Linked DNA regions of Mus musculus: region 1 is linked to region 2. Evidence: chromatin loops called from intact Hi-C (ENCODE). Cell type or tissue: heart. All regions are shown on one strand. Links, peaks and the distances in the headings refer to the core of each region. The heading gives the core; the rest is flanking DNA.

Region 1 (10,190 bases), core at 1,209-9,208, 440 kb before region 2:
CCTGTACAAAGTCCTGGGTTCAGTCCTCAACACTAATAAAACTGGATGTAGAGGCCTGAGTCCCCACTCTCTGGGCCTGTACTGAGTGTGAAGTGAGCTCAGCATACAGGAGCTCCTGTCTAAAAAGGAAAAAAAAAGTACTGCTTTCCCAAGACGCCACAGCACACAGCAGTTCAAAGGGCGCTGATGTTGGCTCATGCTTCCCCACGAACACCCTTGTACGAAATCCTGAGCTTTAACACGTGCCAAGCACCGGGTACTATGTGATTTGCATAAATAGTCTGAATCCCAAGACAGCAAAGGGGGCAGTGAGCATGGCTCAGTGGCAGAACTAGTGTTTAGTGCAGACGAGCCCAAAATTTCTTTTTATCCCAAAAATAAAAACTTTAAGAAGGCAATACTATCCACAGATAAGAAAACTCCGGCTGGGCAGAGGTGGCACAGGCCTTTAATCTCAGCACTTGGGAGGCAGAGGCAGGTGGATTTCTGAGTTCAAGGTCAGCCTAGGCTACAGTACAAAGTGAGTTCCAGGACAGCCAGGGCTACACAGAGAAACCCTGTCTTGAAAAAAAGAAAAGAAAGAAAAGAAAAGAAAACTCAGGCTTAGTAGTGTTTTAAAACAATCTTTCCTGAGATGATACCTATGAGTGGATTCTTGCATTTTTATGCATCATAAATTTCAAGGAATATATATTAGGTCTGGTGGGGGGCGGCTGTCATGAGCCTGACACAGGAGAGCTCTTAAAACTTCACACACAAAGCAATAAATAGTATTTGGACAAACTGATTTGGTTTTCTTTGTTATCTCCCAGGATCTGGCCCAGAATACATGCTCAATAAAAAAACCTGTCTGTCTAAGCCAATACTTTAAAATTAATTCCTAAAATAATTTGATCACAAAGGGAAAACCTAACAGATTGAAACTGTTTAAACTAAATTAGGTGGTATAATAATAATTACACAAAATATACCGTCAAGCCCTTAGTGCTATTTTAGCCAATGACACAAAAGGAAAAAAAGTAAAAGAGGGAGAAATAAACTAAGTCTACCGTGAGAACTCTGCAGATCCTCTCTTCATCCTGAGTTTCTGAGACAGAGCTTCGTTATATACCTGAGCTGGTGATCTTAAGCTCATTAAGCAAACTGGGCTAGCCTCGAACATGATGCCTTCTTCCTGCCTTCTGAGAGACAGGCTTACAGGGGAGAGCCACTGCACCAGGCACGAGTTTTCAACTAAGAACTGCAGTGGGCAAAGCACGTGCTGTAAGCAAATCTGTCATCTGATTCGGCTGGACCTGTTTCCCAAGCACACAAAAATGTAAAAATGTAAAAGTTGACTGTATTTAGTCACTAGCAGCCAACTAATACTGGAATTCAATAACGAACTCCAGAGTCATTTACAAAGAATCACAGGTCATCCACGAATCATCCAAATGTTAGCTTTCAGGGAAGAGAAAAGTGTCTCTCTTATGGGTTAAAGAGCCTCTGGTGTAACTCAGAAAAAGTTAACACACTTTTCAGTTTTCATCCTACACACAGAATAGGTTATAACCACTATGCAAGCACACAGCACTTGGGGATCTTTCCTTCCTTTTTTTTTTTTTTAGATAGCATTTACTTAGTAATTCCTTAATTCAGTAGCTGCCCTAGCATTACTTTCTTCCTCTAAAGGCTCAAGTTTCTTTCATTTCAAAACACCACTCTTGAAGACAAATTCTTCTCTTAAAAAAAAAAAAAAAAAAAAAGACTTACTCATGTCACTCAGAAAGAGGGGGCGAAAAGTCAAGAGACAAAACTGGAGACAGTCCTATTAGTCTTATGTAACTTAGTTTGAGTTGGAATTATTTCAGTAGTTCAACGAAAGCCTTAGGTTTAGGCCCAAAGAAGAGTTCTTTAAAATATTCTCCATTCGTGCAAATTCTTGAAAAACTAAAAAGATCCTTTTTATTTTAAAATAAGTAACTAGCAAAGTACAGTGCCAAGATAAACAAGGTAAATTGGATTAAAAATTAAAAGCAAGGCCCAGCATGGTGAGCTTTAATTCCAGCACTTGGGAGGCAGAGGCAGGGAAATCTCTGAGTTTGAGGCCAGCCTGATCTACAGAGTGAGTTCCAGGCCAGTTGGTCCCTGTCTTTAAAATATATGTGTGTGTGTGTGTGTGTGTGTGTGTGTGTGTGTGTGTATTAGACAATATTGGATATAATCTAAAAATAAGCTAACTTATTAATACTAATTTTTGCATATCATCATATAATTACACATTATCTACCAAAGAAATTGAGAAGTGACTTTCAAGAGCAATAGATTTCTGTTGATCCAACTTGCAAACAGAACTCCAAAGATGTAGTTACTTACTCTAGCTTAATTAAATTGCCTTTAATATTTACAAATTATTTCATCGGGGCAAGTAAGTATCAATCGTTACAAACAGTAACTTTGCACTCCAGTTATCCTACCAGACAAGGTCCTGAGTTGAATTCAACTACAAGCCATGTGTTAACTACATTTCACCATAGACACTTGAGCCTCGATGTAACAGAGGCCACAAATTCCGGCATTGCTCTGGGAACCACTGCTTGCTTAATCAAGCACCGACCTGCAGATTCACCCTTCTAAAAGGACTGAAAGTCAGAGGTCAAGTTTCACTATCTACCTTTCCTAAACGAATTAGGGTTTGGGATTTCACTGGGAATGACCAAGTTTATCAAGAAGCCATCGCCCTGCCGAGACATTTAGTAACAATACCTTCTCTGTTTTTCATTCAACCACTTCGATTCCATTTCCACTAGAATTCAGACACACACAAAAAGCTGATTCCGAGGCCTCGCAGAAAAGTGTCCTCTGGGAAGAAACCCTGAGATCGTTGCATACATTACACCTCTCAGAGAAGGTGAAGGGAAAGGAAAGGAAAGGAAAGGAAAGGAAAGGAAAGGAAAGGAAAGGAAAGACTGTCAAACACTATAGCGACATTACCTTGCTCGTCTTGTGATCAAACCAGACGAGGGCATGGTTCCTTGACAGCACTTTGCAATCAAAGGTGGCATTATTCTGCGCTGGTCGACAGCGTGCCACCGAGCGGCCGATCTTGATGGGCTCGTCCAGGTAGACATGACGCTCCTGAAACGGGTGCGAGTTCGGGCGGCAAGTGAAGATGGCCAAGGCTGACGGCATCGAGGACAGGCTGGGGGGTGTCTGGACCAGGGACAATGAGGAGCTCCTCCAGGTTCGGAATGCTCTTCTCAAGCCTACACCCCCTAACCCCCCAAAATTTTTAAATTAAAACAAACTGCGCATTGTCTAAGCATAACCAGTGAACATCAACAACTCTTCAATTGGGCAGGAGGACAAGCCAGCGCAAGCCCCATCACCTCCTTTAAAATACAGAGGCACCTTGACCAAAAAAAGTCCCCAACTAGCAGCTTTCAGTCCATCTTCCCTAGGAAGAAAAGGCTCAAACATTGGGCAGCTTCGGCCAAGAAAACTCCTGGAAGACAGTTTGGGGACAGGAGGTATCCGAGCAGATGAGTCACACACCAGTTCTTGTGTTTTGTTTGAGATCCCGGCCGCTTGTCCCCTTCGGTAGCGGAAACGGTGCAGCACTGCAGCATGAAGAGGGTTGACTCGCGCAGCCAGGAAGGTCCTTCGGGGCTCAAGGAAGAGGCGCGGAGGACCTCCGGGCAGCCACCGCGGGGCCTCGGGGCTGAGAAGAGGTGCGGGGACGGACGAGGAGGACTAGAGGGCCAGCGGGCCGGGCTGCATTGCCCTGCTGCGCCGAGGCCGCCCGGGAGTGGCAGGGGTCCCCGGCCCAGCGTGAGCCGAGGCTGCGATCCCGGGCTGGAGGCGTGGGAGGGCTGCCGGGGCACGGGCGGCGTCTGGGTCGCGAGTCCCGGGCACCTGACGGGTGTCCCCGCGACCAGGGCGGGGACCCGGCTCTGCAGGCCGGTGCGGACAGAGCGAGGAGCTACCCCGGGGAGGCTCGGGCGACCGGGCGGGCGAGCGGGCCGACGGGCGGGCCGGCGGGAAGTTGGTTTCTCGGAGCTCTCGGGCTCTGCTGCTCAGCACATGGGCCACCTCCCCTCAGGAGCGTCCTCGCGAGGGTCGCATCGCAGGGACTGGCGGCTCCCGCAGGACGACGGGGTGGGGGAGGGAGGCTGGCCCGGAGGTGGAGGGAGAGGCCTGGAGGCCGGGGCTGGGTCCGCCGCAGCCTCCTCCACTCGCAGCCAGTGCGGCAAGCTCAGGCGGTGGCGGACGAGGCAGGAAACTTTCCGACCTAGGCGGGGAGACACCAAAACAAACGGCAGTCAGGGACCGGCGCCCGCTCGCCTCAGCCCTCGCCCCCTTCAGCCAGCCCCCGCCAGTCCCCGGCCGCTGCCTCCGACCTCGGGCGACCTCTCCTTGCTCAGGCTACGGGATTCCGGAGCCAGGACGGAACGTCGGCTCCTTCCTCCCTTGCCGCCACCGCCGCCACCACCTCCGCCGCCGCCTCAGCTTACCTTGCCAGCGTTGGCCGCCATAGTGACTCTGACTGAAACCTACCGGGTGCACCGCCACGGGAACGCGCACCCTTTTCAAGGGCCCTCCTCCGCCGGCTCCCGTGCCGTAGATAGGGGGTATCATGTGATTGACGCCGTGGAAGCCATGTTTGTCACTGGCAGGGAAGAAGGCAAGCTTATTTTTAACATGACCCCTGGCGCCATCTTTGTTAAGGGCCAGAAGCTTCAAAGCTCCAGACAACCTTAAGGGCCATTTTGGTTAAGGGCAAGAGAAACTTTGAGGGGTTGAATGTTTCAAAAGCACACACAGCGGCAACATATGAATAAGAAAGTACCTACAAGTACCTACGTGTACTAAGTGTGTTTACTACAGTTCTCACTGAAAATACTAACACGTGCGGAGAATAATTCCATGCAAAGGACATACTCATTAGCAGTCATCGTAGCTGTGGGCAACTGAGTCACTCACCACTGCTCTACAGATGACCAAATTCCACAAGTCCCTAGACTTAATGACACCTGAAGGACTTTCCTCCCTCTGCTAATTCACCGGGCTTTATGAATTCCATCCCAAATTCCTGTCCTTTTCACTGATGCGACTATGTTTCTCAGAACTCCTTCGTGGGTTCTAACGTGGAGAACAGAAAGTTGTGGGGGGTTTTTTGGAGTGGGGGAGGATTTTGTTGGGGTAATGGTAGGGTTAGTGACAGGGTTTCTCTGGCTGTCCAGGAGCCCTTTAAGTAGATCAAGCTGGCCTACAACTCAGAAATCTACCTGCCACTGCCTCCAGCGTGTTGGGATTAAAGGTGTGCGCCACCACACCCTACTTGAGACCAGAAAGTTTTAAAACACGTTTCCAAAGAGGGGTCAAGGTCGAAAGTTACTAATAGGAAAATACAGAGAATAACCCAACCAACAATCCTGAAGTCTGTGTTAAGCCTGGGAATTGCGAGGAGAAAGACCAGTATGTATGGAGTCATTGTTCCAAAGAAGAAAAAACCGTGGCTCGAGCTGAAAGAAAACCTTAGGAAAGACTGTAGAGAATCTTAATCTCTTCAAATCAGTGTTGACTTCATTCTTGAGATTCCTGTGACCACAGACTTCCCTGAGAAACGTTGGACATGGCTTTAAACTTCTTTAGGATACTTTTTCTCTTCTATAACATAATGACAAGACACAACCCCCTTGCAGAGAGGCTTTGTGGTGTCAAACCACATTAACAGTATTCATTTCATTGCTTCTGTAATGCTATGCTGTGTCTAAGTGACACAGATGAGCACAGCCTTAGTCTCTGCCCTCTGGTTATAGAACCAGTGTAGTGGGTTTGAAACTGAAGGAACAAAATAAGGCAAAGACTCTGATATATTCAGAGCTCTTCTAAAGGGAGGGAGGCAGGGACATCCTCCAAGGAGAAGTCACAAAAACTGAATGAAGAAAGGTTGAAGGACTATAATAAATACAGTATTTGTTGAATGGTTTTTCTAAATTGCCAGGAAGAGGGACATTAAGTAGTGAAATGAAGCTTTTAAAGGAATACACTCATGTGCCTGGCACAAAGGCTAAGTAAATATTCAATGCCTGAATGAAAATACCATGCTTGTTATTAGAGGATAAAGTAGGGGCAGCACAAAGTGAATTTGGACACAATAAGTAATGTATTATAAAGTCACACTAGGGGGGCTGGTGAGATAGCTCAGCAGTTAAGAGCACCAACTACTCTCCCGAAGGTCCTGAATTCAAATTCCAGCAACCCTCCATAACAAAATCTGACACCCTCTTCTGGAGTGTCTGCAGACAGCTACAGTGTACTTACAGATAATAAATAAATAGATCTTTAAAAAATAAAAAATGAAGTCACGCTAGAGTATGTGTGCATGCGTGGGCTCATGCTTGAAGCTTAAATTCATGGTAATATGAATGTCCAAGACCTGACCTTTCACACGTTTTTACAGTTCTTCATCATTTCAACAAATACATTGAATAACTACAGTATCCCAGGCATTTTGACCTAGAGAATAAAGATATACTGAAGAGTTTTATTATTAGAAGATGAAAATGTTTTGCTTCTGATAACTTTTAGCCTTAAAACAATAAAACAGACCAGGTGTGGTAGAGCATGCCTGTCTCTAATGAGGTGTGTGCACGAATTTTAAAGTTATTTATGCATTTTTTTGTTCATTCAACAAACATTTAATTGACTACCCACTAGGAGAGAGAAACTGTAAAATGACCTGGAATTTCAAAAGTGAAGAAGAGAGTGGAAAAAATGAATCCCTAAAGTTTCTTACAGTTTAGATGGAGACACAATAAGATCCTTGCAGTATTTGGAATAACTCAAAAGTATTGAGAGTACAGAAGAACAATGTAAACTGGAGCAGCATGGTGACCTGGCATTTGCATGGCCTTAGGTGCACCCTAGTAGCACAAATAGAAAATTAAAACCACCGGGCAGTGGTGGCACACGCCTCTCTCTAATCCCAGCATTTGGGAGGCAGAGGCAGGCAGATTTCTGAGTTCAAGGCCAGCCTGGTCTACAGAGTGAGTTCCAGGACAGCCAGGGCTATACAGAGAAACCCTATCTCAAAAAAAACTAAAAGAGGAGAGAGAGAGAGAGAGAGAGAGAGAGAGAGAGAGAGATAAAACCAAAATGTTGTAATAAGTCAGTTAATCTGGTACTAATGAGATTGTAGGGATAATCTCTTGTGCACTTTGTGCACTATGTAAAAGCATCACCTGTCAATGAAGAGCTGAATGGCCTATATAGCAGGAGAGAAAAGAATAGGAAGGCAGGATACCTGGCAAAGAGAGAGGAACTCTGGGAAAGACTCAGGCTCAGGAAGATGTGCCACCAATATGTAGGAGGAAGTCAGACATATGAAACTGAGGAGAGGTAACCAACTATGTGGCAGAACTTAGATCAGAATACACATGTAAATATAAGTTAAGAGGTATTTGGGAAGCAAGCCTAAGCTAATGCCATAAGCATTGAAAATAAAAACAAGCCCTGTGTCATGATTCAGGAATTGGGGCAGACATAGAAAAGCCAAAACAATATCCTGAGCAAAGGGCTAGATGAAGTGGAAACTTAAAGATTCTTTGGAAAGGCAATTAAATGGTGTTTTGCTGGAGCAAACACATTGAAGAAACATTTAGCTGAAGTGGACACAGGTGAAAGGCTAAGGCAGACTCAGGAAGGAATGTTTCACTGAAGCAGACATGGGAGAGTGGATGTTCTGCTAAAGCAAGCACGTGATGAACGATTCTTTGCTAACAACACACATGTATTGGTCCGCCTTCCATTGTATAGTTGAGCTCCATTTGTCTCAACTCCATAGAGGGAAACACACCAAAAAAACCTTCTGGTGGTGTGTTGCAGTTTGTTGCTGCTACCGGGGACTCAGGTTAACTGGATGCAGGTGCTGAGGCAAGGCACATGGAGGACAAGTGATGTTTGGAGGGTATAAATAGGACTCCACAGAGTGACAGAGACAGAGCTTGGCTTTCTGGTACAGCTAACTATGCAATGCTTCTGGGTCTCGTGTCTTCACTGATCTTTGTTTCCCTGAGAGAGGCACAGCCGAGAACTCCTGGTGATCCTGTTGGTCCCTCCTTCTGACTCAAGCCAAGGCTGAGGCCAGCTGTCTCTGCTAGGTCATACCACCACTGTTGCTAACCCAACTGTAGCTAACTGGACTGCCGGTGTATCCCTGAGATGTTTGCAAGTGGATTGAGCTGCCACTGCTAACCTGTAAAATGAACTGCCGATTTCCAGACAACACAGACAGGAGTTGCTCCAAAGAACCTTTCTAAATAGATTCACTTCCCCTATGTCTTTTCTTTTCCACTACCTCCGGTGGGTGGTGGGCTACAAGGGAAGTTAAAGAGTTTAAGAACCATCATTAAAAATAGAATTAGAAAAAAATTCAAGTTACAGCTAGAGATTTGAGAAGACAAGACTTTGAGGAATTAGAAGGGGGTCTGTGTTTCTGGAGAATAAGGGGCGAGAATGAACAGGAAAAAGCCAGAAGTCAGAGAACTTGTACCCAGCACATTAGATTTCAGAACATTTTCGTTTTCCTTCTAGAAGGTCAAAGTAAAATAATTTTTTAAAAAGTTACAGAATCAAACATTTTAGCCATTTACCAACACAATCGTAAATTATTCAGCTTCTAAGTCTGTTTTCTCATTTGGAAAAAATGTATATAATATTTCCCAGAATCTTTTATAAGATAATTCAAGAAAAAGTACCAACCATAATGCCTGGAAAACAGTAGGTTCTCTGAAAATGTTGTTTTATTACTGTTACTAATGGAATTTTCCCAGTCTTCCACTACAGCCAAGAGCAGGATGTTTTATCTCTAGTTTGTATATAGAGATCTTAGTCATAAATGTAAGCGCAAAAAGAAATGTCTCTTTATGTTCAGTAATACTATACTATCTCCCAGAATTAATGTTAAACAAATAGAAGAGCTTTCTAGCAAGAAAAGCTTAGAATTGCTATAACCTGCCAGAGTAAAGAATCTTACCCTACTACACACAGCCCTGAAAATGCCAAATGCATTGAAGGCGCTCCTCACCCACGGTTATTTGGCAGGAACAGAAAAGGCTTAAATTAAGAACTCTCATACATGAGATATTTTGAATTGTAGGCCATGTGGGTGTTCCTTTCCATGACTTGGTATCCATACAAATTTTTAATTGAGTTAAAAACACACCATGTTTTAAGAAACTGGAATGGCAGCCGGGAGTGGTTGTGCATGCCTTTAATCCCAGCACTTGAGAGGCAGAGGCAGGCGGATTTCTGAGTTTGAGGCCAGCCAGGGCTACACAGAGAAACCCTGTATCAAAAAAAAAAAAACAAAAAGAAAGAAAGAAAGAAAGAAAGAAAGAAAGAAAGAAAGAAAGAAAGAAGAGGAGAAGAAAGGATTCTGCCATAAGAGAAGCATAGAATGGACTACACTGTGAAGAAAAAGGAGGGTAAGATGGCCAAAATCTAGGTGCACAGATAAAGCAGCCCCAGGGGAGGGCTGCTCAGAAGGAAATGGCAGCAAAGATGAAATACAGACTTAGAAAGTGTTAACTCGAATACCGAGGGGAGCATGTGCTAGTTTTGGAGGTTGGAAGTGCCCAGCCACTGAGCAAGTTAAGCATATTAAAATATAAGGATTGTGAGTATGTCTTCTCATTCTTAAATCCAGAGCTCTTGGGCAGGCGCAGAGCTGTGTGCGCACCTGCCAGGAGCACAGAGCAGCTAACAATTTACCTCTACACAGTGCCATCCAAACGGGAATTGTTCTCATGTCAGATAGATCAGGAACAACTGTAAATTCAGTTAATATATAGTCTTCCAAAACTGATAATGACCTAATTGAATTTCAAATAATTATTTTGAATATAATAAATTATGGAATGCTTTATATAACTGCTTAAGCAGATTGCTGGTTTGAAATACTGTCCACGCAGACATTTCCAAACCTCCAATACTGCAATGGGATGATGTCATCTACAAAATTCACTTTTTGGTTACTAAACAGGTATTTTCAAAGCTTTATTTATTTTTAATTTATGTTTATAAATATCTGTTGGTTTAATTTATATCTATAAATGTGTGTGTGTGTGTGTGTGTGTGTGTGTGTGTGTGCGCGCGCGCGTGTACCACTTGTGTTCCTGGTACCTGAAGAATGTCAAAAAGAGGGC
Region 2 (10,190 bases), core at 1,248-9,247:
ATTCTGCTTTGGAGGGGGCGGGAGGGGGCTGCAGGCAAGGAGTGAATCACACAGGTGACTTGCGAACCTTCTCCCCACCTTAACTTGTAAAGTAAAGGTTAGAGCTGGTGATTGGGCAGTGGAAGGGAAGATGAAGCTGAAAAGTTTGGGGGAGAAGGAGGAGAGGGGAAAGAGAGGACAGAGGAGGAGGAGGAGGAGAAGGAAGAAGAAAAAGAGGAGGAAGAAGAGGAGAAAGAGGAGGAGGAAGAAGAGAAAGAGGAGGAGGAGGAGGAGGAGGAGGAAGGAAGATAGAACAGAAGGTGGAGGAGGAAGGAAGATGGAGCAGAAGCACATGGCCTGGAGAAACCACAAGTTATATGGGTTCTCATAGCTAGGGAATAGAGTTGTGTAGTGGTAGATCTGCCCAGTCTAGGCACGCAGTTTATATTCATATTAATTGAGTTGTGTTTTCTTTGCCTGGGCTTATTTAGGTTGGAGATTTACTGCAACAAATGTATGCTGCAATTCCTCCAATTAAACCTAAAAATAGGAGCAATGCATGAAGGCCATATTTAAAAAAAAAAAAAAAAGCAGAGAACAATTAAAGCTCAAAATCCAAAAGATGACACTATCTCCCCCAACCCCAACCCCCAACCCCAATACACACATATAGTTTGTTCATTTTAAGATTTAAGATAGGGTCCCTGGGCGGTGGTGGCACACACCTTTGATTCCAGCACTTGGGAGGCAGAGTTCAAGGCCAGCCTGGTCTACAGAGTGAGTTCCAGGACAGCCAGGGCTATACAGAGAAACCCTGTCTCAAAAAAAAAACAAACAAAACAAAACAAAACAAAAAACAAAAACAAACCCCAGACAAGGCATGTCCTAGTAGAAGCTTAATTTTTTTTCTCCTTCAGATATTTTGCCAAACTGATGTATTTGGAGTATATAACTTTAAATACCCTTATGTTAGATTAGTTAGGTTTGGACTGTGCAAACATTGTGGGGGGAGGGGAGAAACTTAAAAAAAAAAAGGTGACTCCTGAGACTCCTAGCAGCTGGGGATATGGAGACTGTAGCCAGGTGAGACTTGCAGTAGAGGCAGGGGATAACAACTCACCCACAAAATCTCTGACCCAAAATATACAAAAAAAAATATCCAGGAATATATATGGAGCCCAGAATGAGGGAATAGCCAACCAACGACTGACCTAATTTGATACCCATCCCTTGAGGGTGATACAACCCGACACTATTAATGATACTCTGCTATGTTTGCAGACAGGAGCTTAGCATAACTGTCTCTTGACCAACACTGGGCAGAGTTCAGGGAGTGTTGTAGAAGAGTGGGGATTAGGATCAAGGGAGCCAAAGAGGTCAAGGACTCCACAAAATAACACAGAAGATCTACAGAGTCAACTAACCTGGCCCTATAGGGGCTCACAGAGACTGAAGCACCAACCAAAGAGCATTCAGGGACTAGACCTAGGTCCCCTACACCTGTAGCAGATGTGCAGCTTGGTCTTCATGTGGGTCCCCTAACAACTGAAAGGAGGGCTGTCTCTTACTCTGTTGCCTGCCTTTGGAGCCCCTTCCCCTAGCTGGACTGCTTTGTCAGGCCTCAGAAAGAGAGGATGTGCTTAGTCCTGCTGAGACTTGATGTGCCAGGGCAGGTTAGTACCCATGGGAACTTCCCCTTCTCTGAGAAGAAGAGGAGGGGGTATTGGGAGGAGGGGGTCTGTGAAGGAGAGACTAGAAGGAGAAGGGGGGACTGCAACCAGGACGTTAAGTGAATAAATAAATTAATGAACAACAACAACAAAAGAACCAGAGAGCCAGGCAGTGGTAGTGCATGCCTTTAATCCCAGCATTCATTCGAGGTAGGGAGATCTCCAAGTTCTAAGCCACACTGGTCTACAGAAAGAGTTCCAGGATAGCCAGGGACACACAGAGAAACCCTGTCTCCAACAAACAAGCCAGTGATATAGCTGAATTCAAGCCCCAACAATAACAAAGGAATCTTAAAAAGGTAAGTACAATTCAGGACCTTCCATGTCTTCCAAGCTCTAACTTCTTTCCTCTCCAAGTAGTAAGCCACTGTGTTGGGACTGGAGAAGCTACAGTCCTAGCAATCCCGTCTACTTAACTGTTAGGCCAGGGTTCTACCACTGACCTACAGCCTCAGTCCAATGGATTACCTTTGATTAGTTAGGACTGAAAGATCTAATTGAAAACAAAACAAAAAACAAAAACAGCACATTAGGAGCTTCAGAGTTTTTCATATTCTTGGTTATTCTTATTCAATTATTTTCTTGATAAACTGAGATAAAAATATATACACAGAAGCCTTAATTGCAGCCCTATTTATTGGGGAACACTCTACGAGTACAACAATGGGAGCTGGAGATGCTGGATAAGGAGAAGTTGCAACTATTCTGGAGGCTGAGGCAGGGGGATCTCTCAAACTATCGTGAGCAACACAAGATTTTCCTCTCAAAACAAAACAAAGATCTTTTTTAAAGACATGAAAGGAAGAGGACTAGCTGGAAAGAGGAAGAGAGAAAAAGGAAGAGAGGCAAATATACTAAGTATGAAAATATCATAATAAAATTCATTGTTATTAATATGTGCTAGTAAAACCATTTTTAAAAGATAAGTCTGTTAAATCACTTAAGGAAATATGCAGTCTAGGAATTTTAAATTAAGAACACTGAAGACACTTAAGCACTAAGCATCCATGTAAAAAGCTGGGTATAGTAGCAGGTGCATGCAATCACAATGCCGGGAAGGCAAACAGATCCTTGGGGCTTACAGCCCAGCCAGCCTAGCCGACAAGATCCCATGAGAGACCCAGGTCTCAAAGGGAGATACTATCTCAAACAAAAAACAAAAAAACACAAAACAACCAAAAAACTAAGCTAGGCTGAGGCTGAGGAGGAACTACACCTGAGGTCACCCTCTAGCCTCTACATGTAGAGTGCTTGCACATACATAATCACATACTAATAGGGCTGGGAAGGTGGCTCAGTAGATTAAAGCCCTTACCCTACAAGCTTGAGGACCAGAGTCCAGGTTCCCTAGAACCCTCGTAAAGACTGGCAAGTGTGGAGGTCACAAGTACTCTCAGTACTTTTAAGAAAGACAGGATACCTGGAGCAAGCTTCTTCAAACCCAGGGCTCTGAGTAAGACCGTGTGACAGTAAATAGATGAAAAGCAATCAAGGAAGATTATTCAATTTTGAGTCTCCATGCACATGAGCACATATACACAGAGATGCAAACACATACATACATGCGCAACACATATACACACAAAAAATAAATAAATAAAAACAAAATTGAGGATTTATCTTAGTAGTACAGCTTTGCCTAGCAACTGCAAGGTCCTGGATCCAGCCCCCAGTACCAAAGAAATCAGTTTAAATTTAAAAATGGGCTGGAGAGATAAATCAGTAATTAAGACATTGACTGCTCTTCTAGAGAATCCAGGTTCAATTTCCAACACATCATGGCTCACAACCATCAGTAACTCCAGTTCCAGGGGATTCAACACCCTCTTCTAATCTCTGTTAAACACAAATGGAACACCCTTACACCTAAAAACAAATTTTAAATTAAAAGACAACAACAATAACAACCGAAAATACTTATGGTTCAAGCTTTGCAGTAAGTACTCAGCAGACAGAGGCAGGAGGAAGCTCATGTTTGAGGCTAGTCTGAGCTACAGAATGAGTCTGACTCAAGTTGTAAACTACTTATACTGAAAATGCAGGACTATCTCTACATGGAAAATCATAGATAGGGCACTGTGTGACCCATTCTCTTTATAGTCTTTATTGGGCTATAAAAAGTCAGCTGGGTAAAAGAAGTTCAGACAGTATACTGAGTCTTAACTTAAAAAAAAGAAAAATGATAAAATTCTTCTGACTAACACAACCACAAAATTGTAGCAAATCATCTGAAATAAATATATCTTAAGGCTTTACACTGAAAAAATCATTACGCACAATTTAAACTACGAGATAAACAAATATGTGGCTTTCTCTTTCTCACATTATCTGATAAGAGTACATTACCTCCTAGCAACTGGCCTATAAAGATTGCCTTCAGAGAAAAGAATAAATCAATTCTACAATCAGAGCACAATTCTAACTTTGAAATAAAAATTGGCACAAAATCCATGACAAAAGTGCCATCCAGGAAAACAAGCGCTAGCTCTTCTCTTTTCCTCTTTTTGGTTGGAGGGCCACTTATTAAACTACAAATGCCTATGAAGTATGTACTTCTCAGCAAGCAATATTTTTAAAAATCTACCTGCAACACTGTTTTATATCCCTTACTATACATAAAGGCTGGCGTAAAGATGAAGTTTACACAAGTTAGAGGCTCCAACACCTTTTAAAACACAATTGATGTCATTAAGTACTGAAAAAGAAATCCAACGAATCGTTTTATTTTTCCCAAACTGTCTTCAGCCAGAGCAACCACACCAGCATCATCCCTAACGCACAAAAACAGGGCTTTCATTTTGATGAGTTTATTCGGGCCAATCTGCTACCCAAAGCTCAGCCTCCTCGAAGCAGCGTAGGCGCCTTCCGTCACCCGCAGTGCACAGCTCAAGTGACAGCCACCAGCCTGAGACTCGGGCACCGACACAGCACGGGGAGCAAGGCACGCACTCCTGCTTCCACCGGCGTTGCACACTCCGCCTCGCAGACCCTTCCTAAGAAAACTAGCCACTGCCGTCCCCCCGAATGCCGGGCCTCCTCCGAAAACGCCACGAACAGGACTTATCTCACATCCTATCATCGCGATAAAAACAGCACCTCCCGTGAAATGCAAAGGCGACTCGGCGCGGACTCAAACGCCAGGCCCCACGGGAGACAGTGACGGCCGCTCGGTCTCCGGGCCGCCCGTGGCCCAGCCGCGCGAGTACGCGCGGGCCTCCAGCCCGGCCCGGGAGTGTAGGGCGCGGCCCCGGCAGACAGCGACCCCGGGCGGCGGCGCCCACCTGGGCCACGGGCACCTGAGGCTCCAGGCCCGCGCTAGGCCGCGCGCTCTCCTCAGCCGCCGCTCGCGCCTCACCTGCGGACTGTCCTCCAGGGTCTCTTCAATGGGCAGCTTGTCGATCCCCGGCATCGTGGCGAAGGCTGGGCGGCGGCAGGACACTCGGCAGCCGCCCACAGCTCCGCGCGTGGCCCCGCCTGCTGCAGCTGACCCGGCCCGCCCTCTCGCAGGCGCCGCCGCCCCAGCCCAGAGCTCAGCGGCCGCCGCGCGGGAAATCCCGCCCCCCCTAGGCCCACTAGCCCCGCCTCCAGCTCACCCATTGGCTCGCCGCGACGTCTGTCACCGCTACGGGGCTGACCGGGAATTCCTCCCCGACCGCGGGTTCTCTACCAGAGCAGTGGCCGTGCGGGCCGAGCAGTGTGGGGATGTCGACCTCCGTCGTCGGGCGCGCGTAGTTGAATACGTAGGGGGCTGTCTGAGTCACGCTAGCGCACAGCTAACCTGAGCCCGGAGTGAAGACCGCCGGAGGGGACCTGAGGCAGTTTTACTTCTGCACCATATTTCGTCAGCAACCAAAGAAAAAAAATCCCTACACCTAGCGTCATAACCTTCCCAACCCTGCTCCAAGTTTTCAATCTTATCTCCTGCAAAGAGCGTTAACTCACAAATCTGTGGAATCCGAAATTGTGTCATTAACGGGGTTTACAGTTAATTTGGAGTAGTAGACCCTAAACTTTTTTTTTTCTCCTGGACACCTGCCTATCGGCATCAGTTTAAAACCCTTGATTTTGTTGACAAATCATTAGTTCTTACCTCGTCTTCAAGTTTGTCATTGCTGAAAATACGACCACTATATTTCTTGTATATCACAAAGGAAAACTTTTTTTTAATAAAAAAATTTAAAGATACATTTATCGGAGGACTTCCTTCCGTCATTAAAGGGCTTCTCTCGCAAACCGATTGTCAGGTTTGGCAGGACTCAAAGAACTTCTCTGGTCTCCTTGACTGTAGAGTGAAGCTCACACAGTTGGAGATTTGACATGTAAGGACTAGGCTAACACTGTTTTGTTGTGTTGTGTTTTATGGATTCAGCCTTGATGCACCCTTTTCTCCAGCTTCACACGTTATTTCTCTGAAGTGTTGTACAGTGAGTTTACCGATATGCAAAAAAATTGGCAAAATCATTAATATCTCCCAAAAAAATCTACCCATTAGTCCACTAGTCCATTCCACTGTCATTCAAAGAGTACGATAAGCTGGGAGAAGAGTATTAGCTTCCTGCTTCTCCAGCTGCTTCGACCCAAATCCAGACACTGGAGCAAATCCAAATATGGTAATGAAGAGGAAGCTGTGAGTTTACCAGATTTTCCCCATGGTCTCTTGAAAGATAAAAACTTTGTTTCAGAAGTTTTTTTTTTTTTTTTAAGATTTATTTACTTATTATATGTAAGTACACTGTAGCAGCCTTCAGACACTCCAGAAGAGGGAGTCAGATCTTGATTCGGATGGTTTTGAGCCACCATGTGGTTGCTGGGATTTGAACTCCAGACCTTTGGAAGAGCTCTTACCCACTGAGCCATCTCACCAGCCCCATTTCAGACGTTTTATGGTAGACTTGAATTATAGTTCCACGGAATTACCTTCAGTGGTATAGCCATTTTATGCGAATCCATTCCTTAAATTCTCTATCAAATAGTCACCCTCCTGAAGAGATCTTTAGTTTTGAAGAAAGATGGTTTGGAGCCAATTCTTCTGTTGTATGAAAGGTTCCCACTTGTATTATGGGTATTTTCTTTCTTTCTTTCTTTCTTTCTTCCTTCCTTCCTTCCTTCCTTCCTTCCTTCCTTTCTTCTTCTTCTTTGTTGTTGTTGTTGTTTGGTTTTTTTGGTTTTTTTCAAGACAGGGTTTCTCTGCATAGCCCTGGCTGTCCTAGAACAAACTCTGTAGACCAGGCTGGCCTTGAAATCAGAAATCTGCCTGCCTCTGCCTCCCAAGTGCTGGGATTAAAGGCATGCACCACCACTCCCTGGCAGGTATTTTATTCTTGATATTTCTTTCTTACTCAGCTACTACGAGCACAATGCACCTGGCTGTAAAGAGGCAAAACTTTCAAGTAAGGTGTGTTGACACATGTCCATATTCCCAGCATTCAGGAGGCAGAGGTTCAAGGATCCTTGCAAGCTGAAAGCCACCTAGTCTAGAAGACCAGCCAGGACTACACAGTGAGACAGACCAGGGTTACTCAGGGAGACAGACCAGGACTGCACAAAGAGACAGACCAGAACTACTCAGGGAGACAGACCAGGGTTACTCAGTGAGACAGACCAGGACTACACAGTGAGAGAGAGAGACCAGGACTACACAGTGAGAGTCTGTGCCAGAGAGAGATGGGGAGAGGGGGATAGAGAAGGAAGAAGAGAAAGCTTTCAAGATAGTGACCTTCTTGATTAACCTGTAATTTGTAAAAGGAAAGAAAAAGAGGATAAGGATAATTAACAATAATTAGGAATGATAATTAGCAAAGAATGAGAAACACACTGGTGGTGGTGTAACAAGAGGAATTAACCAGCAGCTTGGTCAACCCAAAAGGGAGGAAGAGGGAGAGGGAGAGGGAGAGGGAGAGGGAGAGGGAGAGGGAGAGGGAGAGGGAGAGGGAGAAGGAGAGACTCTATTTATCATCAAATTAAATAATTCTCTTTGTTGTCTTTCTGAACTGTTCTGTAGAGTGCTCTCAAGATGCTCTTATCTTAAAGGGGCAAGAAATCCTCGCCAAGCCTAGCTGGTTATAAAATAAAAGCAGACTGTTGATGAGTTACATTAGGAATTAGTGTAGAGCTGGAGAAATAGCTCAGAAGTTAAGAGCACTGGCTGCTCTTCCAGAGGTCCTGAGTCCAATTCCCAGCAACCACATGGTGGCTCACACCCATCTATACTGCTATCTGATGCCCTCTTCTGGCACACAGGTATACGTACAGCACTCATACATAAAATAATTTAAAAAAAAAAAAAAAAGTAGTTTAGTCAGATCATAAAAATAGAAAAGCAAAGTGCCCATAACTTTGGCTGACTGAATACCCTGGTCATCCAAATGTATATTTTCACTTATTATTTTAAAACAGCTCTAAAGCTGAAGAATTCATATTTTCTTTTGATAAAAAGTTAGTGGGGTTTTGCTTTGTTTAGTTTTGGGGGGAGGAAGGAGTTTGTTTGTTTTTTTTTTTAAGACAGTCTCTTATAGCCCAAGCTGGCTTTAAATATGTAACAAAGGATGAACTTGAACTCCTGATGTCCTACCTTCATCTCCTGAATACTGAGACATTGCGATCTGCCAGCATGCCTGACTTTAGGTGGTGCTGGAGAGGAAGGTCAGGACTTCATGCACACTAGGAAACTTGAGGCCGTTGGTTATTTTTATGGAAAGCAAATCAGGATTAAGCAGCACCCATCAAAGAATTCTTAGAGATATTTTACACATATACTTTATTGAGATGTTTCACACATGCAATTTTACAACAAAAAGACATACAATCTCATTAATAGACTTGTTAATTACTAGCCTGAAATTATATTTGGTCTTCTTATAATTAGGTTTTTACATGACATTCCTTGAAGTGCTGGTCTGTAGTTTATAAGAGGGAAGAATTTAACAACTCAAAAGACTCTGGGACTTTAAAATACTATCCCTCTATGGGCTGAAGAGATGTCTCAGGAGTTAGGATCACTGGCTGCTCTTCCAGAGGACCTGGGTTCAATTCCCAGCACCCACATGATGGCTCACAACAGTCTGTAACTCTCTTTCCAGAGGATCTAACAACCTCTTCTTGCCTCCATGAATGCTGCAAACACATGACACACAGATGTGCACTCAGGCACACATATGTGCGCTCAGGCACACACATTCACATAAAATAAAATAATAAAAAACAGCTATTTAATCTGGGCGGTGGTGGCGCATGCCTTTAATCCCAGCACTTGGGAGGCAAAGGGAGGTGGATTTCTGAGTTCGAGGCCAGCCTGGTCTACAGAGTGAGTTCCAGGACAGCCAGGGCTATACAGAGAAACCCTGTCTCGAAAAACCAAAAATAAATAAATAAATAAAAAATAAAAATAAAACAGTTATTTAAACCAGGTATGGTAGCCCACACCTTTAATCCCAACACTCAGGAGACAGAGGCAGGTAGATGACTGTGTTCAAGGACAGTCTGGCCTACAAGGCAAATTCCAGGACAGAAAAGCCCTGTCTCAAAAAACAAATAATAACAACAACAAAATATGTCCCTCTAGGCTGATGGTTTCCAAATGTAAGCACAGCACATATAAAAACCATGTGAAAGATTGTTAGTATACAATCTCCTAACCCTGATAGGAACTCCTGCTGCAGTGCAGAGTGGACCTGAGAACCTAAGTCAGAAAACCTCTGTCAAGGACAAGACGGAGAATGATCTGCTCTTCCCCAAATAACCTTGTACTTTAGAAGTTATCCAGTTAGCACTAGGGTTATAACTCCGTGGCAGAGTGTGTCTCTAGCATGTGCAAAGCAAAGCCGTGGGTTCAGTCCCCAGCACAACATTTAAAAAACAGTAATACAAACAGATCAGTAATTCCCAGTGGCCAGAATGGTGAAAGGAGCCTAATTCTGGAGTCTTCTTGAAAGCCAGGAAACTGTCTATATACAAATAGCCTCTCAAAGACTCCACCCATCTGAAATTTGGAGGGATTAATGAGCCTTTTAGAAATAATATATAAGCTAGGGATAGTGGCGCACACCTGTAATTCCAGTGCTCAAAACAAAACAAAACAAAAAAACCAGACATGCGCACACACACACACTCACAAAATACTTTTGAGTGTCACGTAGTGGTGGTTAGCTGTACAAAAGGCTGAAGTTGTAGTTCAGTGGGTAGAATGCTTGTTTAGCATGCATGAAGTCCTGAGCTTCATTTCTAGCACCACATAAAATAAGGCACTGTGCTCCCCGACCCACTCGCCCTTTCTGCCCAGAGGCCACCAACCTAAGGGGAGAAATGAAGCAGAGATGGAGACCAGGGTTTTTCCGGATGATCGTGAATATGTACAGAATGACTCCAGAGATGAGTCTACTTTATTATTTCAGGGATAGGGTAGGCAAGGGCTTTTTTAGGGGTACGATAGAAAGGACTAATTGGTCACATCATGCCATGCCATCAAGCAAGCAGGAAGAGCTA

The links. Hi-C counts contacts between places; a loop is a spot of excess contacts. Peaks named below come from ENCODE experiments on the same cell type or tissue, not always from the same donor. Only the 100,000 strongest peaks of a DNase experiment are listed, where the experiment ranks them.
Region 1: it touches region 2 in a loop (3-fold over the local background); 1 of 42 quality-filtered maps calls a loop at or near these places.

Annotation. Positions count from the first base shown.
Region 1 is chr14:26,530,355-26,540,544 of GRCm38, forward strand. It overlaps Slmap (sarcolemma associated protein), which reads right to left and starts at 4,270. Exons shown (of 23, transcript NM_001310445.1): 1 at 2,974-4,270. The coding sequence starts at 3,171. In heart, for the core only: a CTCF peak has its summit at 4,557; DNase peaks (open chromatin) are centred at 3,137, 3,657 and 4,627; H3K4me3 peaks cover 3,406 bases; H3K27ac peaks cover 2,324 bases; H3K27me3 peaks cover 488 bases.
Region 2 is chr14:26,965,337-26,975,526 of GRCm38, forward strand. Appl1 (adaptor protein, phosphotyrosine interaction, PH domain and leucine zipper containing 1) reads right to left here and starts at 5,215. Exons shown (of 22, transcript NM_145221.2): 1 at 5,065-5,215. The coding sequence starts at 5,118. Gm41114 (a long non-coding RNA gene) reads right to left here and starts at 3,472. Exons shown (of 2, transcript XR_874477.1): 1 at 3,025-3,472; 2 at 898-2,202. In heart, for the core only: CTCF peaks have their summits at 5,021 and 7,947 (motif pointing left); DNase peaks (open chromatin) are centred at 4,665 and 5,285; H3K4me3 peaks cover 2,289 bases; H3K27ac peaks cover 1,550 bases.